2 separate regions of the Mus musculus genome follow, and region 1 is linked to region 2. A link is a loop called in an ENCODE intact Hi-C map of the cell type or tissue named here. Cell type or tissue: heart. All regions are shown on one strand.

Evidence for each region. Peaks named below come from ENCODE experiments on the same cell type or tissue, not always from the same donor. Only the 100,000 strongest peaks of a DNase experiment are listed, where the experiment ranks them.
Region 1: a loop joins it to region 2, with 9 times the contacts of the local background. A loop is called at or near these places in 3 of 42 quality-filtered maps.

The regions. Positions count from the first base shown.
Region 1 is chr10:53,083,864-53,091,863 of GRCm38, reverse strand. Slc35f1 (solute carrier family 35, member F1) reads right to left here. Exons shown (of 8, transcript NM_178675.4): 7 at 2,372-2,526. Among named protein-coding and RNA genes, the nearest start is that of Gm40649, 93 kb to the left of the region's middle. In heart, a CTCF peak has its summit at 3,857; no DNase peak of the experiment used is centred here.
Region 2 is chr10:53,337,508-53,345,507 of GRCm38, reverse strand. The region is part of intron 3 of Cep85l (centrosomal protein 85-like); the gene reads left to right. It overlaps Pln (phospholamban), which reads right to left and starts at 7,822. Exons shown (of 2, transcript NM_023129.5): 1 at 7,713-7,822; 2 at 1-1,751. The coding sequence starts at 1,644. The coding sequence ends at 1,486. In heart, a CTCF peak has its summit at 4,009; DNase peaks (open chromatin) are centred at 1,457 and 7,787; H3K4me3 peaks cover 6,088 bases; H3K27ac peaks cover 4,126 bases.

The DNA of each region.
Region 1 (8,000 bases), 250 kb after region 2:
TAGTTCTGCATGGGTAAGCAACATCTGTGAGAAAGTTGCCTTTCCTCTCAACTTACGGACATTTATGACCATACCAGAAGGTGGTATAAACACATCATGATGAAGTGAGAGGATAAAGTCTTAACTGCAGGCTGTAGTAAAACCTAATGAGATTTCAGAGGTCATTGGTATAATCCCCAGCACTAAAGCACGAGGCCCTCTCCACTCCTTCTCCTATATGTACATCCTGACTCTGGCAGTGATGGAAACGGATTCCTAGGACAGTCAGGTTCCCATTTGCAATTATTTCTTTCTGGCAGTGTTCCTATTTACCAGTAATCATTTTATTGGTACCACTTGGCCCTAGCTCTGTTTTCTTGTGACCACAAATAGTTAAGTCTAAACCATGTAGACAGTGGGAGGTGCTGAAGCATCAGATGCATAGATTGCCTGGATCAGTGAGACTGGAGGCTAGACCAGGATTCTGAAAACTCTTCCCAAGAGGCCATAGTTGAGAACTACTTGATTGTGCTCACTTTTATCCTTAATAATTAAATTTTTAAAATTTACTTTACATCCTGATCATAATCCTCACCTCTTCTCCTAGTCTCATCCTTAAAATTCCCTCCTCCTCAGAGAAAGGGGACACCCTCCCTTTTGGTACTACCCCACCCTACAGAAGTAGACATATACTCTCTCACTGAGGCCCAATTGGGCAGTCCAGTGAAGGGAAGGGGATATAATGCTAGGGAACAGAAATGGAGACAGCCCCTGCTCCACTTCTTAAGCAGACCTGGGGTGTTGGCTCTGCACCCACTTCTACAACACCCAGAGGGAGCCCTACTCCCAGGTGCTCTGAAACACTCAGGATCACAGGTGAGCCCACAACATCTGCCCCAACACCTGGACTAACTGGGACTTACAGGATCCAGGGACACAGGAACCCATGCCCAGCCAATGGCATGGGTTCCTTCTGGTTTGAACCTGCACCCAGAACAGTCTTGGCACTGACTCCACACCCACTCCTACAACACCCAGAGGGAACCTGACTCCGGGGTACTCTGAAATGCCAAGGATCACAGGACCACAGGATCACAGGATCACAGGATCACAGGATCACAGGATCACAGGATCACAGGATCACAGGATCACAGGATCACAGAGACAGCTGGACTTTGAGGAGTTCTGACACAGGATCACAGGAAGGAAAGGCTCCAGTCAGAGACAGCAAGGGCAGTTAGCATTTATGGAGGGTTTAACATCTTCTAGTCCTGAAAATCAGCAGGCTCACTGAAATACAACCACATATGCCAACTCTGATTGTTAATGGATGCAGCAAATGTGGTGTTAAGAGGAATAACAGTGGACCTTGGCACACCATATTCAATTAGTCATGCCTACCCCTGTGAAGATGCATGTAGAGTCTTTGTTGTATGTTGAATGAGAAATTCCCTCCCCCGCCCAGACATATATATTTGAGGACTGGATCTAGAGTTAGTGCTGTTTGGGAAGGTGATGGAACCACTGGGATGTGAAGAAATTGCCTTGCTGAAGAAAGTATATCACAGAGGAGGGCTTTGAGGGTTTAGTAGACTGGCTCCTGTTTCACTTTGTGTTGTCTGTGTGTCCTGGAATTTGATCATTGCACTTCCTGAATGCCAGGCCACGCTTCCCTCACGTGAATGGACTGGGTTCACCCTCTGAACTGTGAGCTAAAATAAACGTTTTTTTCTCCAAAGCTGTTTTTTGTCAGTGTGTTTTATGACAACAGGAGAGTAGTCAGTGCAGTGTTGCCTTTGAAGAGACAGCAATCTTTAGAGGGATCATTTCTTCGTTCTTCCAGGGCTGATATATTGACTGCATCTGCTTGGCACAAGTCATCTCTCTCTCTCTTTTTTTTTTTTTTCTACCAAACCATAGTAATTTAGTTAAGAAACTTCCTTGAGGAAACACAATGGCCTTTTTCATTCGTGTTTGCAAGTCAAAACTTCTGGGATTATGTCACTTCCACAGAGAACACAATCTACCAAGGGCTTTGGTAAAATATGTTTTGTAGCTGCAGTTTGGGAGTTGGATATAACTTTCTAATCTCAGACTGGAAAGCATACCTTCTAGGTTGAACTGACCTCCACTATTAAAGAGCTTATCTCCCCATAGCTCTTGCTGACCTTTTGTTGGCAATTGTCCCTAGTCACTGGTCTCTCAGGACAAAGTGCTGCCTTTATTTTGAGTTTAAATATGAATTTGCAAAATATGGATCTCCACCTAGAGCTGGATTCCCATTTACCACATAAAGTCAAGACCCTCACCCACACTAAATCCCATAACACCCCCACCAGCACTTGATATTCCTAAATTGGTATTGTCACAGAGAAACCCCGATTCAACGTACCTTGTAGTGGAAGAGAAAGAGTCCACAGAACAGGCTGTACAGATCTGCTGTGAGCAGAGAAAGGTTGACCGAGGTGGCACTCGTTTTCTTTATGACAACTGGCATAAAGCTGTAGAGACCAAACATGCAGGCACTAAAGCCAACATAGAGCAGTCCTGGGGAGTAAGGAGAAGACAGTGTCAGGACCTTTGTGGGGCATCTTCAGTATCTGGACTTAGAGGATAAGGGGAAGGGATGCATCACCCAAGACTCACTAAAGGTGCTTTCTTTTCTTTCACTGTATTAAATGGTGTTTAATATGAGCTGGCACATAGATAAAACATAAGTGAGAACCTAAAACTTATGCTTGGAAAATATACATTCTGCTTCTTCCCATGGAGCTGAGAAAGGATACTTCTTGTTTCTCTCCTCTCTCTCTCTCTCTCTCTCTCTCTCTCTCTCTCTCTCTCTCTCTCTCTCTCTCTCTCTCCTCCTTTCCTCCTCCCCCACCCCTGTGTGTGTGTGTGTATGTGTGTGTGTGTGTGTGTGTGTGTGTGTGTGAGCACACACAGGCACACATCTGTGGCAACCAGAAGGAAGTATCAGACCCCCTGGGGCTGGAGGTGAAAGCCATTGTGAGCCCCCCAGTATGGGTGGCAAAAAGCACATACCAGCCCCTCTGCAAGAACAGCAAAGCTCCCTTAGTTGCTGAGCCACCTCTTATGGCTTGCCTATGTATTTCAAAACATTTTTATCCTCTTAGATTATACTTGTAAAATGTATTTTACATTATATTATATTTGACATTAAAATATATATATATAAATAAAATAATCATAGACTGCTCTGAATGGTTATCTATGCAGGTGTTTCAATTAGACAAACTGGACTTGAACTACCATGTCTTAACCATGTCTTTGGACAGACAATGTGATTGCTTTGAACATAGGAAATCTGTTAATTTCTTTAAAATTACTGAATTTTGTTCACCTCTCCCAATTAAGTGTCATTCTTCTGTCACATTTCCTAGGCTACTGTGAACTCTAGACACATCATTTGTAATACTAACCAGGAGTACAGAGTTTTGGATGATATATAGCAGGGTTTTATAAGTAATTATAGATTCTTTCACTTCCCAGGTACATATGCACAAAAGTAGTACTCATTTCTCTGCCTTGAAAGTACAAGATGTGATACAATTCATTGGTTCTCTGGATATTATAAGTAGCCTTTCTAATGGAATCTTGGATTAAACGTATCTGGGGTAGGATATGAGCACCTCACTTCCTTTGAATCCTGTGAATTCAGTGGAACTTGGTTACTATTGGATGTCCAGTCCCTCTGATTAAGACCAGTGGTTCCTCCAGAAATGAATTTGTTTTGTTCTTATGAAAGATACTAAAGAGCCCAGGTTTTATTCTGTGTTTCTCATCCTAAGTTTAAGGAAAGCTACATCAGATACACATAAAAGTCATGGTGAATATTAAGCAAATAGTGCAACAGCCCCCTCTAGTGTGGTGGACATGCCCTTCGTACTGAGAGAGATGATACCCCTATTTTCTGAGTTCAGTAAGCTAGTATATCTCATTACATGTATACATATATCTGCTAAAATGCTAGTAGGGAGCATGCCACTCCCCACAAGAACTTTTAGTTCCATAAACATAGTCAATTTCCTTACACTAGGGTTTTATGCCACTTATAATTCATTTTCTTTTTAGACATCATACAAAAAATATAACAAATGCTAAATAACCCATAACTAATACATAAAAGACTTGAGAATTGATTCAGTATTCCTTAAGAAATCTGGCATTACTTGGTCCTGTGAAGGCTCTATGCCCCAGTATAGGGGAATGCCAGGACCAGGAATGGGAGTGGGTGGTTTGGGGAGCAGGAGGAGGGGGAGGGGATAGGGGATTTTCAGGGGAAAACTAGGAAAGGGGATAACATTTGAAATGTAAATAGAGAAAATATCTAATTAAAAATAGAAAAAAAAAGAAATCTGGCATTAAAAGACAGGGAGCAAGACCTACCCTTAAAGTATTCTACTGAAGATAATCAAATCTGGGTAGAATACAGTCCAGATACACGAGAGCCTGCCTTTTTTTCTTCTTTTTCTTTTCTCCCTCCCTCCCTCCCTCCCTCCCTTCCTTCCTTCTTTCTTTTTTCACTTCTTTTCCCTTCATTTCTTCCTTCTTTCTCTCTTTCCCTGCCCCCTCAGTCCCTCCATCCGCCTGCCTGCCTGTCTGTCTGCCTGCCTGCCTGTCTACCTGTCATTTTGTCTCCCTGTCTGTCTGCCTGCCTGCCTGCCTGCCTCACTGCCTTGGGCACTGTTGATTTAGATCATAGGATGACTGTGTTCACAAGTTCTCGATTCCAAACTTTCTGTCTTCTTATCTGGTAAATCATATCCTTCGGTGGACTGGTGATTTCTAATGCTTTGCAGTCACTTTCTTTTTCAGTGAATTCTTCATTGGGAATCTAGCATGCCCATGCTTTTGGCCAGGAATCTGGCAAAATGAGGAATAGACAAAAAGCTTAGAGCTCTTCATGGTGAGGGAATAAAAGATTTCTTAAAAGAGAATGGCCAGGGCTTGATTTAGGAAGGATGCTCATATAAGGCTGCCTTGCCAACGTGGCATTTACTCTGAATGTGAAGGACTAGCAGGAGATTAGAGAAGGTGTGGAAAGAATATTTTAGGTAGTGGTGTCGTCACCTGAAAAGATTCTCAAGTAGGGTAAAGTTATGTTCATTCTGGGGGTTTTCAGAAGCCAGGGTAACTGAATCACAGGGTTGAGGTAGAGAAATCAGGGAGGCCGGCAGAGCACACAGAGCCCTATATATCTTAGAAAGAAATTTGTAATTGCAGTAGGATGTAGGACCATGAAAGTCAGCCTGGTTCCTGGTTGAGCTAAGGTTAGAAACCCCGGTGATACACTAGCAAGATTTTGCTGAAAGGACCCAGATATAGCTGTCTCTTGTGAGACTATGCCGGGGCCTAGCAAACACAGAAGTGGATGCTCACAGTCAGCTATTGGATGGATCACAGGGCCCCCAATGGAGGAGCTAGAGAAAATAACCAAGGAGCTAAAGGGATCTACAACCCTATAGGTGGAACAACAATATGAACTACTCAGTACCCCCCCAGAGCTCATGTCTCTAGCTGCATATGTATCAGAAGATGGCCTAGTCGGCCATCAGTGGAAAGAGAGGCCCATTGGACTTGCAAACTTTATCTGCCTCAGTACAGGGGAACGCCAGGGCCAAGAAGTGGGAGTGGGTGGGTGGGGGAGTGGGTGGGGGAGCATGTGGGGGACTTTTGGGATAGCAATGGAAATGTAAATGAAATAAATACCTAAAGAAAAAGAGAGGGGGGGGCAGGGATTTTGTCTGGTTGCCAGACACTAGGCTCCTGACATGAGGCTGTAGCCTCCATAGATTTGTGACCGTCAGTCACATAAGGACAATGCTCCAAGCCCCTCCACAGGTAGAGGATATGACCACATGTCACATAGGCTTAAGATAGATGTCCATTTTGATAAGGTACCTAAAGGCCTGAAGGGCTTAGCCAATTAAGCTTTCCTTCCCAGACACCCCTCCCTGCAAAAGGTATTTAACCTCAGGCCTGTCCTGAAAAGTGGAGTATGGTTTTACAAATCCACTTTCCACCATGACAATAAATGCCTTAAAATCAGGTACTGCCTCTTTTCACTGGGCTCCACCATTGAGAGCCATATAGAAGGTCTTCCCCTATAGAGCTGCACCTAATCTCTGTACAGGCCTCTCTGTGCCCCCAGCTACAACCACCAAGCCAAGCCAACTGACCTCTGACCAAGCCAAGGACTCATCCCCATGGGATCCATCTGGAGCTCCCCCTCTTTTACACCTTGGCCCTGGGCTAGATCCAGCCTGTGGGGGCCCCCACTTCATTCTCAGCTCTTCTGTAGCTTTCAGTGGTGCCTGGGTGCCCAAGAGCCTGAGAGCCAGATGGCCCCCAGTTCCCTGCAGGCCTGGGGATCCCCAAGCCAACTCCTGTGGTCATCGGGACTTCAGACTGCGCTCCCTGAACCCCAGAGCGGTGTTCCTTAGGCTGCTCTACGGGCCGACACCCTCCCAACAACCACGTGGTTAAAGTGCTGTCAGACTCCCTTGTCCTGTCTCCCTGAGAGGCCCAAGCCCTGTGGTGGACTAGACGCAGGACCCCCATTAACCCTTCAGTAGGAATATTCCGAGCAGTTTGTACCAGTGACCTAACATAATCTGATCTACATTTTCAAAAGATGACTTTGGCTGCTCTTTGGAGGAGGAGTGGAATGAGGAAGGGATGGGAAGAGAGATAGGAAAAGAATAGTATCTCTGTCCAGCAAGAAAGGCTGGTGGTTCACTTGGAGGGAAAAGGAAAATGGCTGGGTCTGTGACTACTGAACCAACTTATTGATGGCTTGGAGGTAGCAGTGAGAGAAAGGAAGGCATCAGGGAGGTGACTGGCTTTCTACTCTAGCAAATGGTTGAAATTCGGTGCCATTTCCTAGGATAATGTGGGCAATGAGAAGACTGGGTTTTCAGTGGACATGAAGCACTGTTTGAATGTGTTGGTTTAGATAGTTATTCATCCATTCATGTGGATCTGTCCAGGGAGTTCTGGATACATCATGAACATGCTGAGAGAAGAGGCACAGCTTTGAAACCAAAGCTTTGAGCTAAGCAGAGTAGGAACACAGCTATATAGTAGGCCTTCACATTAATAACTGGACCAACTCAGGATGGTTCCAGCTTAAACATTCTAAGTATATTTCATAAAGTTGCTGAAGTTAGATGTGGGTGGCAGAGTGACACACAAACTGCTATTATAGTTAATTCTTCTACTAAGCCAGCTAGTACTTGTGTGGATGGTACCTTATTTTGTGAGTCAATCACAGCCATAAAGCACACAATGAGACAGAGCTGGGATGATAAAGTACCACATCTCGCCCATCCACTGGTCTGAGATAGGCATTAGGTCCTTAATGGATGTTAGTGATTCACCTCAAAACCCAATTTGTTGTCTGAGGAGAGTTTTGAATCACTAGACATGATCAAACAAATGAAATTCTTTTTTGGCTAGCAACTACACGATGACCTTAGGTACATTTATAGACAGAGTGTATATTTAACAATTTTTTTTTTGTCTGAAATGTGTTTCCTAACTAAGTTTAGAGTTTGGTTTCTCTTGTTCTCATGCAGGGAAGAGATTTAAGGTAGAGAAACTGAAAATTACACTACTGGTTAATCCTATGGGGTCTTTGCTGTGTGTCATGGGTCATTAGCTAATCTCAAAAGTAAAGTAAGGCCATTGCTGTTGCTTCTGTTTTTAGACAAGCAGGAAATGAGCTTATTGAGTATGTTGGTCAAGAAACACAGCCGATACAAGATTGAACAGAGGGTGTTTAGTAGAACACATGCTACAAATATATTTCAGTGATGACAAAGACAGGGAAACAGGGATAGAGAGGCAGCCAGAGAGTTGTAACAGCTATGAATCACATCACATGATGTGGAAAAATAAAGCTGAAGTCATATTACCTAAGGTTAGAAATTAGGGGAGTACCATAGGGGTTGATCACAAGGAGACAATCATTTCTGGAGACCTGCCCATGAGTAGTATAG
Region 2 (8,000 bases):
GAAAGGGAACGTTAAATACCACTGAGTTAGAGATGATGTCATCCATGTTTTATAGTTTCTGTGATGGGCCCCTCCAGCCTTTATGAAGAGACCCCCTGTTACCATTGGACTCCTTTAGGGGCTACTCTTTAGATAATTTCTGAACCCGAACAGCTTCCTTTCTACCAGGGGTTCAAACAGTTTAAATCAGCAGCCTTCAGCTGCTCTGCTAAAGACCAAAGTGAATACTGATGTTTTATGTCTTTGTAGTAATGGTTATGGAAAATATATCTAATTACAATTCTCTTCCTTAATAATTGCTATGTTAGTAGCATGTTTTGAACTGGACTTAAAAATTGTGGGTTTGCAAAGTTAGGCATAAACTGTTTTGTACTTGATCCAGTTTAAGTCACTAAATTTTGGTGAATATATTTTCCAATCTATTTTTTGCTTCTATTTTAGTAGTTATTGAGAGATAGTAGAAACTTAGAAAGGGAAATTGAAACCATGGTCAGTAAGAATTATACACTAGCTCTCTAGTTCTACTTCTAAAGTTAGGGGACAACCACTTCCTCTCTGGGAGATCAGGAAAAGAAAGAGCTGTGTCTTACTACAGCTTGGTTATTACTGTTATCTTCATTATTTGAGAAACGCTATTAAACCAAGGAGATACATGAGAGCGACAAGCTTCAGGTGAGACTCTGGATCTTTAGTGATTATCACAGCCAACACAGCAAGATGTTCCTGCTTGTTGATCAAACCCTAGAGAGAGCAGATTTGTGGTTAATGTACATGTACATGTACACAGCCCTTGAGCAAAATTAGTGAATAATTTTATATGAGAATATGTTCTTACATTTCCCCCTTTAACTCTCATAAGCTTAAAAATACTAGTGTGTAGAAAAAGGGCACAACATTTTTTCAAGGTATTTGTTCTGACAGTAGTGACCAAGAGATTTGAATCGTCGTCATCATCATCATCGTCGTCATCATCATCATCGTCATCATTGTGTCATCTATGTGAGGACCCAGTGAGCTATTTTCAATAAGAACACTTCATTTAAATGACTATTTTCTACTTTGTGGAGAACTGAAGAACACTTAGTTCCTATAAAAAAGGTAGTGGCAATGCAGTATATATTCCATTTATTCCCCAGACTGGAGCTATAAAGTGACCTTGCTAGAGTTGGATATAGAAAGTGAACTTTTTTGGTAGTGGTGTTTCAAAATTAAAACTCATACTTCATTGTCAGAAATATTTAGGAAAGAAATTTATGAGCCATGTTGAGGAAATTGGCAGCTACATTATGCACACTTAGCCACTGTAAAGTTTGTTTACAAGATCCAGCAGATGAATACACTGGCTAACAATTAGTTTCACTCTTAATCGTGACCCTCACAAAGCTGTTCTCAGCCGGAAGGCAGCGGTGCGTTGCTTCCCCCATGACGGAGTGCTCGGCTTTAAGCTGAGTTGGCATGTTGCAGGTCTGGAGTGGCGGCAGCTCTTCACAGAAGCATCACAATGATGCAGATCAGCAGCAGACATATCAAGATGAGGCAGAAATTGATAAATAGGTTCTGGAGATTCTGACGTGCTTGCTGAGGCATTTCAATAGTGGAGGCTCTCCTGATAGCCGAGCGAGTGAGGTATTGCACTTTTTCCATTATGCCAGGAAGGCAAAAGTAGGGAGACAAGTTTTTCTAAGTGGTCAAGAGAAAGATAAAAAGTTGACAACAGGCAGCCAAATGTGAGCTGTCTTCTTTTAGGAGACCTGGGATGTAAAAAATAGTCAACAGATTAGGTTCATACCTAAACCCGTTCTCTGGGTAGATATGCACAGCTTTGCAGCAGCTCGTTCCTCAGCTGTATTTTAAATCCCATCCCCTTCTCCAGTCCCCAAGGCCTCTCTTCTGTCTCTCATGTGTGAGCGTCTCACTGTCCTGGGTGAGCGGGGAGAGCCACGGCTTTGGCGGCTAGTACTTGATTTATGAGGTGCTTCTTTGGGGCTATTTTCTTGGTTACTTTTTTTAAAGCTCTGTTTCTCTGTAAACACAATTGATTTTAACATTTACTATTAATGTTTCAGAAATAATCTTGTAAAAAGAAATGCATATAGTAACATATCTTGGATCCTAGTTTTAGTCCAAAATAAAATAGTTAAGTGAAAAATATGAAATAAAAAGCAGATTCTAGCCACTTGCCATTCTCTTTTATGATTTATAGATTTGTAGAATCATTCAGTGTATTTGATCATATATACATCCTCCGGACTCCTCCCAGATCCAGCCTCTTGGTGAATGTTATTTTAAACACTTTAAGAAGATGTTAAGTACTAAAGACTTCCAAACTCAGAAGGCACAGTAAGGACTATCGTTTTAAACTATCACAGTGCCAGTTTTCAGCTAATCTTGGCTACCAGGGGTGGGTTTGTGTCTGGCCTTCTTTCAAAACTTCTAAACTATGGCTGAATATGTAAGGTTCAAAGCTTTGATAGTAAATACAACAAAATAAAGCGTGTTAACAGAAAATTAGCTACAGGTTTAAAAAGATGACTGTATATGTTCATTGGGTGTTTACTGGAGACACAGAGCCTCTTTACTTACAGACTAATTTGAAGTTTAATCTTTCTGATTTTTGTACCAGAGTGCTGGAAATACAATGTATATTTGGTTGTGGGAAATATGAGATCCCGTATTTTAGTTATGTAAGAAGCAGAAGAGAACCCAAGTTTTGTGTTCTATGTGTGTGGGATCTGTTCTCACTTTTGGAAGGATTGATCGCTACCAGCAATTCTTTACTTTTCCTAGTGGGACCTTGTATTATCTTCTCTCTCTCTGTTTAAAGAGAATAAATCGGAATTTAGGAAATTAAGTTCAGAAGTATCATTTTTGTTTTAGTAGGAGGAGGAAGAGGAAAGCTACAGACGGCAGTAATCCTACAGTACCATACTGTCAGGTGTGGCGGCTCTTGCCTTAGGTCTTATCACTCCAGACGGAGAGCAGAGTTAGGCTGAGCTCTGAGTTTCAGCCAGTCTGCTCTACATAGCAAGTTCCAGGGCAACCAGGGCTAGACAGTGAGGTCCTAGCCAAAAAAAAAAAAAAAAAAAAAAAAAAAAAAAGTCATATCCTTTGTTAGGAACCTGTTGGGTAGGGGTAGAAGTTATCTGTATAAAACCCTGAAGGAGCCGGGCGTGGTGGTGCATTCCTTTAATCCCAACAGTCGGGAGGCAGAGGCAGGCGAATTTCTGAGTTCAAGACCAGCCTGGTCTACAAAGTGAGTTCCAGGACAGCCAGGGCTACACAGAGAAACCCTGTCTCGAAAAACCAAAAACCAAACCAAACCAAACCAAAACCAAACCAAACCAAACCAAAACAAAAAAAACAAAAAAACAAAAACAAAAACAAAAAAGTTAGATCAACCTGTTACGCAGGAAAGCTCACTGGGATGAAGCCCCTTTAAGACTGCAGAATTGTAAGCTGGCAAGTTCCTTTGGTCCCAGCTTTGTTGTGCAGACTGAAGCGTCAGAGTCTCTTCACCTGCTTCTGTCTAGTTGTGATAAAAATTGTGTAAACAGAATGAAATTGGACCAATTAAAAAATTCTGTTAAAAATTTCCCTCTGAAATTAGCTCATGGCAATTGATATTTTCGTCCGTAGGTTTATTTTTATTGATGTATACTTATGTGAAATTGAACATATTTATTTGAATTAACACAGCCCCGATTTTGGACTGTGTAGTCTAGGCTGGTCTTAAACTTACTGTGTGTCACACTGGTTAGTCTTGAACTCTGCAGTCCTGCTTTTGCCTGGGATTACAAGGCTCCTGTGCCTCCATGAAAGTGATTTTTAGCCTTATACTGAAGCTTCAGAGTCTGTTTTTTTTTTTTTTAAACAGGCTGTAGGGAGACAGTATTTGGGAAGTTCTAAGGAAAATTGAGGGGCACTTAGCAAATAAACCCCTGTTCATGTAGAGGAGTGAGTGATGCACCCAATTCATGGAAAGCCCTGAAGATGTAGTACGTGCTCTGAAGCACTAGAGGTCCTCAGTTGCCTGTAAGCTCTACTGATGGGGCAGAGCATACACATGAAGGCTTTCCTTCCTTTCTTTTTTTCCTCATTTCTTTAAAAAGATTTTTTTTATTAGATATTTTCTTCATTTACATTTCAAATGCTATCCCGAAAGTCCCTTTACCCTCCCGCCGCTCTGCTCTCCAACCCACCCACTCCTGCTCCTGGCTCTGGCATTCCCCTATACTGGGGCATATAATCTTCATAAGACCAAGGGCCTCTTTTCCCAATGATGGCTGACTAGGCCATCTTCTGCTACATATGCAGCTAGAGACACGAGCTCTGGGGGTATTGGTTAGTTCATATTGTTGTTCCTCCTACAGGGTTGCAGACCCCTTTAGCTCCTTGGGTACTTTCTCTAGCTCCTCCATTGGGGGCCCTATGTTCTATCCAATAGATGACTGTGAACATCCACTTTTGTATTTGCCAGGTACTGGCATAGCTTCACAAGAGACAGCTATATCAGTGTCCCTTCAGCAAAATCTTGCTGGCATATGCAATAGTGTCTGGGTTTGGTGGCTGTTTATGGGATGGATCCCCGGGTGGGACAGTCTCTGGATGGTCCTTCCTTCTGTCTCAGCTCCAAACTTTGTCTCTGTAAATCCCTCCATGGGTATTAGAATACCCAAGAAGGCTTTATTTTCATGTGTTTATTTGGTAATGCATGCTTCAGAATTGTGTTGGGTAAGGAAACTGAAGTACTACACACTCTTGGAATGTCCAAAGAGACTGCTGCTTATCAGCCATGCTGCTATAATTTAGAAAGACTATATTTTTCATTCCCAACTCTAAATTTTTGTTTTTGTTGGTCTGATCAATGTGTGAATTCCTATATTAGATGAAAATTATATTCATTGTGTAAATAACAATGCAAGATTCTTTTATCCAGGAACCTTGAAAACAGTGACCTTGGGTAGAGTGAGCAGGTAAGAAATGAAATTGATGCACTGTAGGGATGCAATAGAGTGTTGAAGCCTTTGTTCAGAGTTATGGAAAAATCAGTCTGATTTTTAGATAACAAGCTTAAATGGATTGGAGGTATATTTTTTATCAATAGAGCAAACTTAATGATTGTATATTTTAATTTGATTCTGGTATGTTCATGTCTATGTGATTATTTTGAACTTTGCTGACTAGAATTTACTGCTTAAAAACTAAGGACATCAGTAACTTTATGCCTGACTTTGAAGATAATGTTTAGAATATCATACAGAATAGTACAGATCCAACACTTGATGGATTTAAATGAAACAGAGGAATGCTTTTTAGTTAGCAGTAGTTTGCATCCTCATTTTCTCAGAAAATGACCATTCACAGCATTTTGCATTTGCTTTTCTTTTTCTGTACCTTGTCAGGATGATGATGTATCTTAACCATGCTCATCACTGAACGGGATCAGAGGTGCAAATGGCCTCTCCCACAAGGTCTCCTATTTGCTTGTAGCTCTGTGAACTTCACAGAGCTCACTTGTTTTAAAATCTGTTCTCCAAATGATGATGTAGAGATGCATACAAAGAATTAAGAGGGAGTGTCTGTGTGTAAGTGCACTTAGGAAAATGTTCTTCAGAAAAAATGTGCTTATGCTGTGTAATTTATAGCAGTGATCTATACTTTAATCATCCTCACTTGATGTTTTAATATATACTTTGAATTCTATAGCCAATGCAAATATTATGTCTTGATAAATTGGTGAGATTAAGAAACAATATTTGTTAATAATGACCCAAATGCAGCAATTTTCCTCTATGTCTACTAAAATATTCTAAAAACAATTTTGATTTGCTTTAGGAAATGACACTGCGGCAACTCCTTTTGGCAAAGCAAATCATCTCATTCTTTTTTAGTGTATCTGTTACATTTCTTCATTGATTTTATCCTTTTTTGTGCTTACTTTTAAAGCATGTACCTTTATAAACAAAATACTTCAATGTCACCATAAAGCTATGTAGAAACTGTGCTTTATATTGAAAATTTTAACTACAGGCAGCATCTGCTTAATCTGCTAAAGATGCTTTCTATAGCAGAATTTATATTTTTTTCTAGAAGTTGCTTCCTTTTTTTTGTAACTAATTGTGATATAAGGAAATTCTGGTGGAAAGAAACTCATTACCTACCCCTTACTCCACTGAAAAAAACTTTTGCACACACTGTTCAAGTTTGAGAATGCTATTGGATAGGCATTAAGGTAAACCTTCAGGGACCGGGGAAAGGGCTCAGTAGGTAAGGCACTTGCTGCCAAGCCTGACGACCCAAGCTTGACTCCTGAGACCTACATGGTGGGAAGAAAGAACTGACTCCTACAAACTCTTCTGACCTTCACAGACATGCAATGACACTCTCTCTCTCTCTCTCTCTCTTTCTCTCTCTCTCTCTCTCTCTCTCACTCTCTTCCCTAGTCCCCCAGCAACACAGTGGATAGATAAATAAAAATAGCAGAAATATGACAAATAAACTTGGCACCAAGTGTAATTTGTATAATATCAAAGAAAAAATATTTTTAGGGTTACAAAATTATTGAGAGACCAGTGTTCCTTGGAGTTAAAGCACATACTAAAAATGTTTTTACATGACAAGAATGTTGTGTAGGAGACAGCTGTGTTTGTCATAAGCAGCAGAGTTAGAATTATAGGAATTGAGAATTGTAGAGGTAAGTTTTATTTAGCATTTAAATATGATAGGAATATAAATAGTAAAATAAAAATCTGTTTATTTTCTATGTGATCTATTGGATTTAATAGTGAGAAAATATTTTACTTAGTAGATTGAGATTTTAACAAATAGCAATAATAAAGTTTTTGTTGCATATCAATTTCCTGAATATTTTGTTTTACTTCTAAATTCACAGCAGGAAACTTAAGAACACTGGAGAATAAAAACTTGATAAATGTACTCTGTTGTTAGAGGAATATACACTTATTAAATTTCTTGAGAAATGTTTGTATGCTAAAATGTCCTTTTTACTTTTAAAAATGTTGAATTATTTTCTGTCACTTAATAAAGACATGTGCTTGTTTTAAAACTATCTAACTTGTTCTTTATAGCTTCAAACTAAAACAAGCTATTTTCATTAAAATAAAAGTTCTAGAAGTGTTTAAAGGTTGACTGGAATTTTAGAGAGTAACAGTCTTCAAGAGCATTTGAAAAGTAGTTCCTACTATCTGTTCTTAAAAATCTCTTTTATTGTATCACCTTAAGAACTACAGTAATGTCGTCAAATAAGTGTACTCACAGTGTGCATACCCTTCAGTTATAAATAAGCTGAAAATAAGCTGTGCCCCAGCTGTAAATAAGTGGCCTCGTCCTGCACTGTGTTTTAACAAGCAACACATAGCACATGAAACCATTGCTTTTGTATGAAAATTAATATACCTCTCCTACCATATATGCTAATATAATGGGGGGTTAAATTGGGAGTTCATATGTGAAAACCCAAAAAAACCTAGTAATCAAAATTTAAAGATGAATAGAATCTCTTTTAAAGTTGTCTAATTTTCACTGTCAGTAAATGGGTAAGAATTTATTTAGAAATTAAGCATTTTGTCATAGCAGGTTCTTTTATTATGTAGCTTTGAATTGGAATTTGGGAGTTAGAATTCTTTTAAGAGTTTAATAAGATTGAATATCAGAAAGTAAGAATGTCCAAAGTCAATGATCTCACGTCTTACCTTGGCTTCGGTGATCGTCACAGTGCAGAGCATGAAGCTGTATGAAGTCTTATGGGAGCTTAGCTGGGCAGTTTTCTGTTCCCAGGTTTATGGGAGCAGCTGCAGTAGGTGGAGGAGAAAAAGGATTCTAGGGAGGTCTTATGACATCACGTAGGAATTCTAACATGTGATTGGTTAGCCATGTTCTTATCACAACCAAACCTTAGAACTTATTTTATGTTAGGTTTGGAAATGCCATTAACACTTTGTGCTTTGCTTTTAGTTTTTAACTTAAAAATGTGTATAACA